2 separate regions of the Homo sapiens genome follow, and region 2 is linked to region 1. A link is a loop called in an ENCODE intact Hi-C map of the cell type or tissue named here. Cell type or tissue: IMR-90. All regions are shown on one strand. Each heading gives the region's core, and the rest is flanking DNA. Links, peaks and the distances in the headings are about the cores only. Region 1 overlaps WDR93 (WD repeat domain 93). Region 2 overlaps ARPIN-AP3S2 (ARPIN-AP3S2 readthrough).

Region 1 (7,168 bases), core at 1,250-5,249:
AGGGGAGGAATGCATAGCCCTGGAGCAGACAGCATGTGGAGGAGGGTCTGTTGGCTGAGGGGGACCCCAAGCACACATGTGTGTGCAGGTCTCCAGCAGCCCTGGATGGATCCAGAGGCTGGGGCCCAAGAGGTTTTATGTCCAGCTGCTTCTCTCATTCCTTACTGGGGTGACCTCTACACGACCTTCCTGTGAGGGACAGAGTCCAGTAGAAGCCCCCCTCACCATCTCTTTGCTTCCCAGGTGCTCATCTTTTCCAAGAATGGCTCTGTGTGCCTTATGGATGTGGCCAAGCGTGAAATCATCTGTGCCTTTGCCCCTCCGGGAGCCTTTCCTCTGGAGGTCCCCTGGAAGCCAGTGTTTGCTGTGTCTCCAGACCATCCATGTTTCCTGCTCCGAGGTACAGAAAGGGACCAGGGCTGATGCCCACTGACCATTTCCCTGACTTAGTTCTCTCACAAACAGAGAGAGCCCCTCCGATCTCCTCCCCACTCTGTGTCCCCCTCTACCATAGGCCAAAGGGTACCGCAGCTCAGTCCTCACAGGGCACTTAGATAAAATGCCAGCAGGGTCTTCTCTCTGAAGTCACAGCTCAACCCAGATGACCCAGCCTTTATAAGCAGAGAGCAGCCCCCACCTGCTCACCTGGACCACAGAGCCCACTGAGAAAGCGATTGTTACACAGAACATGGTGTTCTTGTCTCGTCACAGGAGACTATTCACATGAAACTGCGTCCACCGACGATGCTGGAATCCAATATTCTGTTTTCTATTTTAATTTTGAGGCCTGCCCACTCCTGGAAAATATCTCAAAAAATTGTACCATTCCTCAAAGGGACTTGGATAACATGGCCTTCCCCCAAGCACTGCCACTGGAGAAGAGATGTGAGCGTTTCCTCCAGAAGAGGTAAAGAGCTCTGTGTCTTCACCCCCTCCCACATCTGAGGTTGTCTCTGGATTGAGGGATAGTGGAGTTTCTTTCATGGTAAATCCTTTCAGCATTGAAATTTCCCCTGGCTGGGCGTGGTGGCTCACGCCTGTAATCCCAGCACTTTGGGAGTCCGAGGCAGGCGGATCACCTGAGGTGAGGAGTTCAAGACCAGCCTGGTCAACATGGTGAAACCCCGTCTCTATTAAAAATACAGAAATTAGCTGGGTGTGGTGGTACATGCCTGTAATCCCAGCTACTCGGGAGGCTGAGGCAGGAGAATTGCTTAAACCTGGGAGGCAGAGGTTGCAGTGAGCCAAGATCGCACCACTGCACTCCAGCCTAGGTGACAGAGCAAGACTCTGTCCCAAAAAAAAAAAAAAAAAAAGAAATTTCCCCTAAGTGAAGGGTTCTACCCCATGATAGCCCATGAGCTGCACTCCACCTCACATGTGGATTGGTAGAAAAAGAGTCATTAATTCAGGCTGGGAGAAAAGAAGGGCTTCCAGTTGGTGTTTTCTTCCTGTCAAGATCATCTTTTTAACTTTCTCAATTCCCTCTTAAAAGTATGTTTAGGCCAGGCCCGGTGGCTCATGCCTGTAATCCCAGCACTTTGGGAGGCCGAGGTGGGCAGATTGCTTGAGCTCAGGAGTTTGAGACCAGCCTGGCCAACATGGCGAAACCCCATCTCTACAAAAAACACAAAATTAGCTGGGTGTGGTAGCACATGCCTTTTGTCCCAGCTACTCTGGAGGCTGAGGTGGGGGAGAATTGCTTGAACCTGGGAGGCAGAGGATGCAGTGAGCCAAGATCGTGCCATTGCACTCCAGCCTGGGTGACAGAGTCAGACCCTGCCTCAAAAAAAAAAAAAAAAAGTATGTTTGGATTATTAGACACAATCCTTAAGATGGGGTTGGCAAACTATGACCTGTGGGCCATATCCAGTCCACTGCCTGGTTTTGTAAATAAGGTTTTATTTGAACACAGCCGTGCCCATTTGTTTATGTATTATCTATGGCTACTGTATGCTATGGCAGGATTGAAGGCTGCGAAGGAGACAGCATGACCTATAAAGTCTAAATTATTTACATTCTGGGCCTTTACAGAAAATGTTTGCCAACCCATGATCTAAGACCCCTTTCTTTTACCCATCATTCAGATAAACCGTTATGTGTGTGTTTCTCCTCTTCCCCTTCCTCTTTCCACTCTCCCTAATCCTGCAAGCACTGTTTTCTTGCCCTCCTTTCTGCTATCAAAGCATAAGGAACAGTACTCAGGCCATTCTGGAGAAATAGGTGTCTCTTCTAATCCATCTCACAATAAATTTCTGGGGATTTGCAAATCCTTGTTGATGATTCCTTTTGGGATCTGACCACACATTTCGGGTGGACTGGGGTCATCAGTGGAGTCCTGGATCCTCGTCCCGGGCCTGCCACTACAGAACTAGGTGGCTCTGGCAGGTTCCTTTCCTTCCAGTGCCTAGATGTTCCTATGTATGTAACGTGACCTCTGAGATTCTGTGATCTCTCCAATCACCATAATGTCTCTTCACGACTGTCTCCCCCTTTCTCTGTGTAGACTCTTTACTCAGGGAAGAGTCACTTCACGACTATTTCCCCCTTTCTCTGTGTAGACTGTTTACTCAGGGAAGATTGAAGTAGACTGGTTAAGATATGCAGGTCTGGAGCCAAACAGACCTGAGTTTGATTCTGACACTACCACTTACAATGAGACCTTGGGCGAGTTACTCAGCCTCCTCATTCAGTCAAAAAACACATATTGTGCACCTGTGAGATGCCAGGCTGTGTTCTGACCATTTTAATGATGCCTGATTTTTTTTGGCTTAAGGTATTAAGTGGGATGATACATGGAAAGTACCAGGCACAGAGTGGTTGCTCAGTAAATGGTAGTTATGACCATGATGATGGCTCCCTGCTAATCCAAGTTCATGCCTGGGAAAATTCTAAACATTACCACTAGGTGGCACCATAGCTCCTCTCCGCTTCCTAGCTCATACCTGCACTTAACAGGGGCGTTCAAGTCCTTCCTGCATTGTAGTGGGTCGCTGGGAGGCTCTCGGTACCTCCCGGAGGGAAATGTGCCTATTCGTCAGGAGACGAATATGGTCTCATGAGTCTCTGGGGAGAGAGAGGCAATGAAGAAGGCGATGGTTGACATTGGCCCTCTCTAAAGGTCTACCAAGAATGTTCAACTATTCTTCACAGGGAGGGTTTTTGTTTTTTGTTTTTGTTTTTGTTTTTGAAACAGAGTTTCACTCTTATCACCCAGGCTGAAGTGCACTGGCGCGATCTCGGCTCACTGCAACCTCTGCCTCCCGGGTTCAAGCGATTCTCCTGCCTCAGCCTCCCCAGTAGCTGGGATTACAGGCATGCGCCACCACGCCCGGCTAATTTTTGTATTTTTAGTAGAGATGGGGTTTCTCCATGTTGGCCAGGCTGGTCTCGAACTACTGACCTCAGATTATCTGCCTGCCTCGGCCTGCCAAAGTGGTGGGATTACAGACATGAGCCACCACGCCTGGCCTGATTTTATTTAAAAGCTGCAAATGTATAGATTACTTTTTTAAAAAGTGTTAAATTGGCCGGGCGCGGTGGCTCACACCTGTAATCCCAGCACTTTGGGAGGCCAAGGCGGGTGGATCACCTAAGGCCAGGCGTTCGAGACCAGGCTGGCCAAAATGGTGAAACCCCGTCTCTACTAAAAGTACAAAAATTAACCGGGCACGGTGGCAGGTGCCTATAATCCCAGCTACTCAGGAGGCTGAGGTAGGAGAATTGCTTGAACTCAGGAGGTGGAGGTTACAGTAAGCTGAGATCATGCCATTGCACTCCAGCCTGGGCGACAGAGCAAGAATCTGTCTCAAAAAAAATAAATAAATAAGTGTTAAATATTCTTTATTTGCTATTACACATAAATCACACCAGAATCTCTTTCAATAAGTAAAAGGGATTTTATTTTATTTTTATTTTGTCTATTTTTTGAGACAGGGTCATCCAGGCTGGAGTGCAGTGGTGCAATCACAGCTCACTGCAGCCTTGACTTCCCGGGCTCAGGCAATCCTGCCTCAGCCTTCCGAGCAACTGGGGCCACAGGCATGCGCCACCACACCCAGCTAATTTTTTTATTATCTGTGGAAGCAGGGTCTCCCTATGTTGCCCAGGCTGGTCTTGAACTCTTAGGCTCAAGTGACCCTCCCACCTGGGCCTTACAAATTTCTGGGACTATCAGTGTGAGCCACCATTCTCAGCCTAAAAGAAACCATTACAGATACAGGGAATTCTACTTAGATTGGCAGAGTTAAGGTCAAAAATATAAAGTACACATTGCTACTTTACCTTCAGCCCTTTCCTTTAAGAGGCAAATCAACACAAAATATGGTGCATCTTGCTTGGTTCTGAGACAGTGAAGGAATTTCTCCAGTGTTTAAATATATTCATATAACCGGTTATATAAATCTAAATATAAAACCTATCTCCAATACTTTTTTTTTTTGAGATGGAGTCTCGCTCTGTCGCCAGGCTGGAGTGCAGTGGCACAATCTCAGCTCACTGCAACCTCTGCCTCCCAGGTTCAAGTGATTCTCCTGCCTCAGCCTCCCAAGTAGCTGGGACTACAGGCACATGCCACCATGCCCAGCTAATTTTTGTATTTTTTAGTAGAGACGGGGTTTCACCATGTTGGCCAGGATGGTATCGATCTCTTGACCTTGTGATCCACCCGCCTTGGCCTCCCAAAGTGCTGGGATTACAGGCATGAGCCATCACACCCGGCCTCCAATACATTTTTAAGATAGCATTCACCATTTTTGTGAAAAGTTGGACATTACCAGCCAGGTGCTGTGGCTCACGCCTGTAATCCCAGCAGTTTGGGAGACAGAGATGGAGGATCACTTGACGCCAGGAGTTCAAGATTAGCCTGAGCAACATAGTGAGACCCCATCTCTACATCTACATCTATAAATAAAAAATTAATTAATTAAATTAATTAAAATCTTATCTCCACATAGATGGAGAGCCTCAAAACAAATCAAAGCTATGGTCATTGTCTTTCTCCCCCAGAGTACTCCTCTTCCTGTTTGCCTAAGCATTTTAACATCATTCACTTGCACCTCCTTCCCTACCACAACCCCACTGACAGCCCCCCCTCCACCCTGCTAAGCGTGCCCGTCTCTGTGTGCACTCTGAGGGGTGAATCTTGGGCTTCTCTGATTTTTCTGTAGTGAACATGCACTTATTATTTTTTTTTAAACAACTCTTACTTTTTTTTTCTTTTGAGATGGAATTTTGCTCTTGTTGCCCAGGCTGGAGTGCAATGGTGCTATCTTGGCTCACTGCAACCTCCATCTCCCAGATTCAAGCGATTCTCCTGCCTCAGCCTCCTGAGTAGCTGGCATTACAGGCACGTGCCACCACGCCTGGCAAGTTTTGTATTTTTAGTAGAGACGGGGTTTCTCCAGGTTGGCCAGGCTAGTCTCAAACTCCCAACCTCAGGTGATCCGCCTGCCTTGGCCTCCCAAAGTGCTGGGATTACAGGCGTGAGCCACCGCGCCTGGCCAACAACTCTTACTTTTTAAAAGACCCAACTCAAACTGTCTTTATAAAAGTTGGAATCATACAGTGTGTCTTTTTGTGACTGGCATATTTCAGTCAGCGTAATGTCCTCAATAGTCATCCATGGTGGAGCATGTGTCAGAACATCTTCCTTTTCAGTCTGAATGTTCCGTTGTGTGTAATACCACAGCTTGTTTGCAAATAGCCTTTTAGTTCCTCAGCTCGCCATCCTGTCTACCCACATGCACCTCACAGGTAAGAATGCTAGACCCATCATTCCTCCAGGAAAGGCCTTCTGAGCACCTGCTGTGTACCAGGCTGAGCCCTGAGGACACAGAGGCGATGCAGGTGTGTCCTCTTAGAGTTTCTCATAGGAGCACAGGGTAGTCGAGGTCTGCCCTGGGGGCTCGGGAGCTGGGGAAGTGAGAGGAGATTCCTCTCATCACAGTTGTGTGGCCCTCAGCTATCGGAAGCTGGAGAAGAACCCAGAGAAGGAGGAGGAGCACTGGGCCCGGCTTCAGAGGTACTCCTTGTCGCTCCAGAGAGAGAACTTCAAGAAGTGAGGCTGCCACCGCCCTGGGATCTCTGAAAAGGAGGTTTCAGCCACGAGGCAGCTGCTCCCAGGACACTGAGGCCAAGAGAAATGTAACAGAGCCACAGCTCCACAGGCCTGCACTCGGAGTCTGGGGCCTCTGCAGAGCCAGCAAGGGGAAAAGTATAATCTGGGGGACCTTCAACCACTAAGCCTCTTGTCAGAGCCCTCAGGCAGGCAGATGTGTCACCCAAATAAACAGTGATATTGTCTCCAGACTCCCAAGTTGCTGTGGTATATAACTCATCGTTCCCACGCAGTCCAGACCCCAGCAGGGCCCAGATGATGGTTTCAACCAGAGTCCTCGGCCTGGTGAGGACCACTCACCTCCTAGGCCCTGGAGAGCCACTGTCCTCAGATGAGCAAGACACCCCGCCCACCTGTTTTCCCCACCCATTTCTCCCTCCCACGGCTGGCTCACACCTTTATAGAATAGCTTTGAGGAGGTGAGGCTCAGGATGGTGGCGTAAGGGCCTGAGGCCACACAGGTACGAGAGGCAGAGTGGGAGGGAGAGGTGGCAGGCAGGAGCTGGGCCACTGCTGCCCCTGGCCTGCTGGCTCAGGAACGCTAGAGGTGGCTGGGCAGAGAGATGCCTTGTTCTTCTCTAGAAACTGTCCTCCCCCAAAAAACAGACGGAGGGGTCCCCAGCAGCCCAAGGGATCCGTGAGGACCCTGTGTGGAACCTTGGAGGCTGAGGGGGCTCAAGTGTCCCAGCCTGGTCCTAGGCCTGCTCAGTCTCTTGGGTGAGAAACTACCTGGGAGGGTGACTGCACTCAGAGTTTGTGATGGCTGCTGTTTTGCAGCCCCATCCACCTCCTCCCTGGGTCACATACCACATTCCTTGTTGGCCAGACAACTTCCATGTGGCACTGATGCTGGCTAGCTGACTGTCCCCCGGGATGAAGGTATCCCCGCCTGAGACACTCTGGCCCTCTCCACACCCCACCATGGGAATGAAATATAGCCGCCAACATACCTGTTGGCAGTAATTCCCTCTACACAGCAGGTGCTCTGGCAGCTCTCTGGAGACGAGGAAGGAGAACTTAGGAAGATGGTCTTGGCTTACACACCACCTA
Region 2 (7,168 bases), core at 1,857-5,856, 89 kb after region 1:
GGGTGCAGGGCGTTGGCCCTGACTTTAGCATTTACCAGTTTCCATGGTGTAAATAAATAACCCTGCCCTGTCCAATTTCAAGCTGCTGTGGATGTGGAGTTGGGAACAGATGCCCAGTGGCACACCAGGGTATGATGTCTCCACCGCACAGATACAAGAGGCGTGGATAACCCCAAAAGCAGAAATGATAGTCAAACATGTTAACATAATCAGGAAGTGGTAAGTGTTGCATATTACCTTTGCTCTTTTGACATACTTTGTGAGCATATGCAATTTAATTTTTAATGATGGCTATGCTTGACAACTGACCCATGACATTACTGAAATGTGGACAGCTGGCTCTCCCAAGCAAGTCCAAGTTGGCCCCAGCCCCCTGCGGTGCTGTTCTGTGCCGTCTCGCCCAGGGCACCAGGACCTGCTCTGAAAACTCTGTGGGGCCTGGCTTCAGCCCACCTTGTTTTCATCCCACGTGTCACTCTTTGGAACACCATGTTTAAGCAGGGGCCATCTCTGGGTTTCTTTGTGTAGCCCGTGTTCAATCCTAAGGACCCTCACTCCTGGCCCCTTGTCTGCTAGTCACCTTCCACCCAAGGTTAAAAAGCACAGGGTTTCTAGCCAGGTGTGGTGGCGTGCGCCTATAGTCCCAGCTACTCAGGAAGCTGAGGCAGGAGAATTGCTTGAACCCAGGAGGCAGAGGTTGCAGTGAGCCAAGATCATGCCACTGCACCCCAGCCTGGGTGACAGAGCGAGACTCTGTCTCAAAAAAAAAAAAAAAGCACACAGCGTTTGGATTCAGGCACACCTGGCTCCCATTCTGGACCTGACCTTTCACAGCTGTGTGACCATCAGCAAGTAAGTTAATCCCAAAGAGCCTCATTTGTCTCATCTGTATGATAGGGATAATTCACTGACAGGTCACCTCAAAAAAGTTTCCTTGAGTCTCTTGGTCGTCCCTCCCTCCCACCCGTCTCCCCAACTCCATTCCCAGGCAGCCACTCATCTGCTTTCTGTCACTATAGATTGGTTTGCATTTTGTAGAATTTTTTTTTTTTGAGACAGAGTCTTGCTCTGTTGCCCAGGCTGGAGTGCAGTGGCACGATCTCAGCTCACCGCAACCTCCACCTCCCAGGTTCAAGCGATTCTCCTGCCTCAGCCTCCCAAGTAGCTGGGATTACAGGCATGTGCCACCACGCCCGGCTAATTTTTTTTTTTTTTTTGTATTTTTAGTAGAGACGGGGTTTCACCATGTTGGTTAGGCTGGTCTTGAACTCCTGACCTCGTGATCTGCCCACCTTGGCCTCCCAAAGTGCTGGGATTACAGGTGTGAGCCACCATGCCAGGTGGACTTTTGGTTTTGTCTGCAGCCTGGCTAGTTTCAGTCTAGGCTTTCCGCCTTCCCTTTGAGCCTGTGAGAGCTTCCCCACAGCCCTTCAGCGAGTGCCTTTCTGGGTTGGTTCTCTTTGCACTGGGAATCCTGACTGGTGCAAGGGAGCCGCTGTGTTCCCATTTCCCAGCTGAGGAAACACAACAGAGAGAGGTTAGGTGTGTTGCCCAAGGTCACACAGTTGGAAGTGGCAGAGGCAGGATCAAACCAAGTTCACGTCTCCTTCAGGGCTTTAGGACTATGTATCATAGTAAAATGCCCTCTCACACACCATTCTGACCACCTGGAAGTGGGCAGATAAGGGACTGGCTCAGGGTCACACAGTGAGACAGGAAGCTGGGCCTGTGCCCCCACCACACAGTGCCTCCTGCCCTCAAGGCTGAGTAGAGCGTGGAGCTTCACGCATGTTGAGAGGGAAATGGAAGGAGTTGAATGCATTCATTGATTTGTTGAGCAATCTCGTACTTACTGACAGCTGAATATGGGTCAGGCACTGTCCCAGGCACCAGCAAGGCAGCAGCAAAACAACAGTGAAAAAGAGAGTCGACATGGCACACACTGTCATATCGGGTGACAAGCGCCACAGAGGACAAAGTGGGGTGAGGGATGGGGAGTGAGGGGAGAAGTGGCTGCTTCAGCCAGGTGGGACCGGGAAGTCCTCTGCAGGTGAAGGCTGAGAGAAGTGAGGAGCAAGGGGGACCTGAAGACAGAGGCAGAGGGGATGGCAAGACAAAGGCCCTGCGTGGGAATGAGCCCGGCAGGTTTGAGAAGCATAAAGGCCAGTGTGGCTGGAAGGAGGGAGCCAGGCAGGGGTGCAAGATGAGGATGTGGGGTGGGTGGGGGCAGCTAAGCAGGGCCTTGGGTTTCTTTGAGGCTGGTGGGAAGCTTTTGGGAGGCTTTAAAGGCTGCAGGGCAGTGGGGGTCTGATGAATGCATGAGGTGGTTCACTCTGCGGTGGAGCGATGACATGAGCCACAAGGAGACAGAGGGGGAGGCAGAGACACTGCTGAGGGGCCTGAGGGGTTGTGGTGGTGTCCGGGCAGGGACACTGGGGTGGAGGATGCAGTGGTGACATGTGGGCTCCAGGACCACTGACTATCGTGCAGGATCTGGTGCTGGGGGGCAGTGAGTTCTCAGGGAGGGAAACTCGTGTCAGGGATGAGAAGACAGGGGCTGGGGATGCCGGGGACTGTGGGCCCAGAGCAAAGGGGAGCTGTGACACCCAGAGAAAGGGTGGCCTTTGGCCTCTCCAGGGCAGGGGAGCCCAGGGCAGTTGGGCAGAGCTGGGCTGGGGCTGAGCCAGTTGGGCTGACAAGAAGGCTTGGGCGGGACCTGACAAGGAGGACTTGCTTCAGGGTGTCAACCTGTACCAGGCTCAGGCTGCAAGGCCAGGTAGTGTCACCGTAACCCTCACCTGGTTGACACAGGGTCTGGACCCAAGGATTTCCTTCCAACCCTGTAATATCATTATGTACTTTAAACAGCTACTGGGCTGCTTGACAGTTTCTAGGGCTGAGGCAGGGCCCAAATGGTGGAGAAGAGGCAGCTAGAGGCCGGGAACTCAGAAGGGGAATCTCAGCAAAAAACACCCCGAAGGAGCTGAGTCCTGCGGGAGCTCCCTCTACGTGAACTGACGGGTGTTGTGGGAGCAGGTCCAGCCACACAAAGGAAGTTCCAGTAGAGCTGGCTCGGCAGTTGACAGTTTAAATCCTGGCTTGCCTCGGTGCTGCTGGCTTCGGTCCGCAGCTCCCTCTAGCCAGCCCACACCCAGCTGGGGAGCCACTCAGGGCTGGACAGGGGTCAGGGAAAGGGCATTCATGTCAAGTGCCCCGGACCAAGAGGCCGGAGAAAACCTTCAGTTCCAGGTTGCCTAGGGCAAAGGTGGTGATCTTTGGCAGCACAAAGTGCCCTGGGTTTGGGGCTGTCCTTTGGCCTCCAGTTTCAGTGCTAGCCTGGGAGTGTCCAGAGAGATGAAGTATGAGATGACTTGTCCCTCCCACCACAGTGCCCAAGTGGGAGGAGGCACGCTGACCCATGCAGCCACACACACAACCCACAGGCCTCATCTCTGACTCTCCCAGGCAAGCAAAGGAGCAGACTGCAGCAGCCCTGAGATGTGGCTGTTGCCTCGGAAGGAATGTTGCCTTGGAAGGAAGAGGAAGGGATCCCGGCGGAAGGAAGAGGAAGGGATCCTGGCGGCAGAGCCCACATGTGACACCAGTAACCCCCAACCCCTAAATCAGCTACCTCCATCCTGATTGGTCAATGCCTGAGCCATGCTGGTTGGTAAATATTTTGAGCATCACCTCATTCTGCGGAACCAGGGGACTCATTTGTGAAAACTACCTGGAACTCCTGTCTATCAATTTTAGCTTAGCCTTTCTTTCACAGTGTGCAAAGGGCGTTCATTCTCAGCAATGCAGAAGGCAACCTCCAGCTTGTCTCTCCTGAAATTGCAGCCTGGTCCTTGGAGGCTGGGGGAGGGGACACCCCTGTTTCCAAGTGCTCCCGGGAGGCCAGGCTGTCAGAGCTGTACTAAAATGTAAGGTTTGCTCTTGAGAAGGCTCAAAGATCCCACTTCTCATGGGAAGCGTGGAGTCCCTGCAGGGGCCCCAACTCTCATCCAGGCCTGCGAGGTCAGAGGCCCTCTCACTGGTCCCCAGATTCGAGCTCCCGCCGTGCTTGCTGGGACTGCCAGATGTCCCTCCTGACTCCAGGGAAAGGAAGTTCCAGGCTCCTCTCCCCTCTGACCCCCATACCGTGGGTCCTGCCAGTTGCTAGTTGCTCTTCTATGTCTTCAGACGCTCCCCATCTTAAGATTCACTTTCTGCAGACCCCACCACCTCCTCAACCATTTTATCTAGCTGTGCCTCTGGATACGGGTGTGGGACCCCACTGACAGGCCAGGCCAGGGCCAGTGTGCATCACCATCCCCGTGCAGTGCCCTCCTTTAAGGCCCACTTTGGTTTCTGCTGCCCTCATTTCCTCTTCCCCTTCTGCCAGGACCTGAGCTCTTTCTCCTTCCCAGCATCATCGAACTTATTCCATCCACCTCCTCAACTCCCATTCCCTCTGCAAGTCTCAGTGATAAGAGTAGCCAATGTTGACTGAGTGAGTCCTTCATCGTCCGCATCAGTGATTCACTGAATCCACACAGTAACCTACAAGGCAGGAATCATTACCCTCTTTTTCAGATGAGCAAACTGAATCTTCCGAAGGTTCAGACTGCACATTGCAGAGCTGGACTGTGACCCACACTAAGTTTGGACCTGCCCCACCATGAGGCTAGAGCCATCTCTTCACAGTTCTCACTCGGGGGGCTGGGCTGGGGCCAATGGAAGCCTGAGAGAGGCCGTCTCTTCCTGGTCCCCCTCCCCACTGAAAGTGCTTCCTTGACTTGAAGTCGCCCGCTGTCCAGATGCTCCTCTCTCCCCTGCCCACAGGCTCAGTCCTCAACCCTCTTGTCCCTCGGCCACAGCGCTCACCCCCACACCTCCAATCATCATCTCTGGGTGGAGACTCATTTCCTCTCCTGCCCACTCAGTTTCCCAGCTGGCTGGTGGACATCTGCCCCCAGAGATGCTTGGACAACCCCAACCGAATGCGTTCCACATCCAAACTCCTGATTGCCACCCTCCCAAACCCCCTCCCTCTCTCGAGAGCCCCATCCTTGCGCCTCCTCGTTACACGGGCTCCACCTGCCAACACCAGCTCTGCCATTCTCCTCTCCCTCAGCCTCCACGAGCCATCATCGGGTCCTTCCCACTTCCTGCTTCCAATACCACTATTCTGGTTCTCCTTCCCAAGTGCTGAGCACAGGGACCTGGAGAGCACATGCTGAGACTGTTAGAATGAACTGCCATTTGCCTCAACCGTTCACTCATCCAACAGTTATTTATTGAACGCCATGGACCAGGTACCGTGCCCAGCAGCTGGGATGCAGCACTGAACACGAGACAAGCCCCTGCCCTGGAGGGGCTTACATCCCGGCAGGGTAAACAGCCAGTAACTTCAGAAACCAAACATCCAGTACGTCAGAGTGCCATGGGAAAGGTACGCTGAGCAAGGGCGGGCAGTGCCAGGGCTGGGGTGCCACTGTACAGGGTGATGGGGAGGCCCTCCTCCCTGGAGAGGGCGGCATGATCCTAGTGGGCCGAGGTCAACCGCCAGGGTCAAACGGAACACAACCCACTCTCAGGAAGACATCCCTAACACAAATCCAGGGACTTTGTTTCTTAACCTTAAAATTGGAAACACTTCTTGCTACCAGGGATGGGGGGTGGGGCTCAGCGTTTGGGGAACCGGAGTGGGAGTCTTTTGCTGAACAGACTTTTGTTTTCTTAAGTTTTGAACTACATGAATGTATTTCCTTTTTTGAAAGGAAAATTGAAATAGGAAAAAATTTTAAGTCTTTTGGAAAGAATTAATCATTTTCATGGAACTGCTTCCCTATAGGGGCCTGTTTTCGTATCTGCCAACTTCCACTGAAACACGCAGATGGAGAACCCTCCAGTGCTCCCGAGAAGGGAGACAGTCTTAACCCAGAGGACAGCATCCACCAGCCTGCAAGCACGGACCCCGTGCTGGTGTGTGAGTGCAGCACACACTGGGCTAACCATCACCACAGTGAGACTGGCACCCTCTGGGGTAGGGTAGACTCAGGAAGGTGAAAATCAGGATGTCTGCCAGGAGCTGACAAATCCCTCTGGGACTCTCATACTTCAGAGGCTCTCCAGTTTGGCTATTGCTAAACTTGGACTAGCCCCTACTACCGATCTTAATACCCATGTACCAATCATTGCTGCATCCTATTTGGAAAGCAATGGACAGACAGCCACGCTGAAAGCCCTTACTAGAGACTGGTCCACAAGATCAGATTTAGCTGCCCCTGGTTTGAGCCTTGCTCCCCTGGTGTCTTTTCTGGCGAAGCTGGGCCCAGAGAGCGTTTTACTAAGTGGGCTCCATGGTAGTGGAAGTGGTGGGGACAGAAGGCTGGCTCTATATGTGGCAGAGGCCTGAATAAACAGGGATTTGAGAGGGCTCAAGATATCCTGACTTAATCCTCAATGTGGCAGGCACAGGGCCATGGCCAGGCCTAGAGGAAGGTGGGCTGTTTGGGGTATGGCCCAGCAGGGCACGATGTGATCAGGTAGGGCGTAGGGAAATGGGTTACTGTCCTCTAAATATTCCATATATCACAAAGTTACTGACTGCGGTCTCCACAAATTCAGGCTGCCAGTCCGATGCACTATATCCCAACAATCTGAGCACTCTGTCAAAGATGCTCACAGAGACAACAGGAGCAGACAGAGCCTTGTTTCTCTCTTAATCTTCAGAGCCTAGAACTGAGCTTGGCCCTCACCAGGCACTTAGAAATTGCATAATGAAAGAATTTCAGATTTTTATTAGTGGCAGTGAGCACTGAAAACCCAGTATTTGGCCAGGTCCAGTGGCTCACACCTGTAATCCCAACATGTTTGGGAGGCCAAGGCGGGAGGATGGCTTGAGGTAAGGAGTTAGAGACCAGCCTGTGCAACATAGTGAGACCTTATTCTACTAAAAAAATAAAACTAGCCAGGAGTGGTGGTTGCGTGCCTGTGGTTCCAGCTACCTAGGAGGCTGAGGTGAGAGGATCACTTGACCCCGGGGCTTCGAGGCTGCAGTGAGCCATGATCACACCACTGCACTCCAGCCTGAGCCACAGTGTGAGACCCCCATCTCACAAAAAAAGGAAAGCCTAGTATTCTATACAACCTTAACCTATTTTTTTTTTTTTTTTTTTTG

What was found. Hi-C counts contacts between places; a loop is a spot of excess contacts. Peaks named below come from ENCODE experiments on the same cell type or tissue, not always from the same donor. Only the 100,000 strongest peaks of a DNase experiment are listed, where the experiment ranks them.
Region 2: it touches region 1 in a loop (10-fold over the local background); 5 of 110 quality-filtered maps call a loop at or near these places.

Annotation. Positions count from the first base shown.
Region 1 is chr15:89,737,330-89,744,497 of GRCh38, forward strand. It overlaps WDR93 (WD repeat domain 93), which reads left to right. Exons shown (of 17, transcript NM_020212.2): 15 at 244-400; 16 at 712-907; 17 at 5,963-6,309. The coding sequence ends at 6,062. It also overlaps a transcript of MESP1 not described here. Among named protein-coding and RNA genes, the nearest start is that of MESP1, 10 kb to the right of the region's middle. In IMR-90, for the core only: a CTCF peak has its summit at 2,900 (motif pointing right); a DNase peak (open chromatin) is centred at 2,922.
Region 2 is chr15:89,825,340-89,832,507 of GRCh38, forward strand. ARPIN-AP3S2 (ARPIN-AP3S2 readthrough) reads right to left here. Exons shown (of 10, transcript NM_001199058.2): 10 at 5,260-7,168. It overlaps AP3S2 (adaptor related protein complex 3 subunit sigma 2), which reads right to left. Exons shown (of 6, transcript NM_005829.5): 6 at 5,260-7,168. It overlaps LOC124903551 (a long non-coding RNA gene), which reads right to left and starts at 115. Exons shown (of 2, transcript XR_007064753.1): 1 at 1-115. RefSeq lists enhancers at 1-29, 79-128, 2,012-2,903. In IMR-90, for the core only: no CTCF peak of the experiment used is centred there; a DNase peak (open chromatin) is centred at 3,412; H3K27ac peaks cover 239 bases.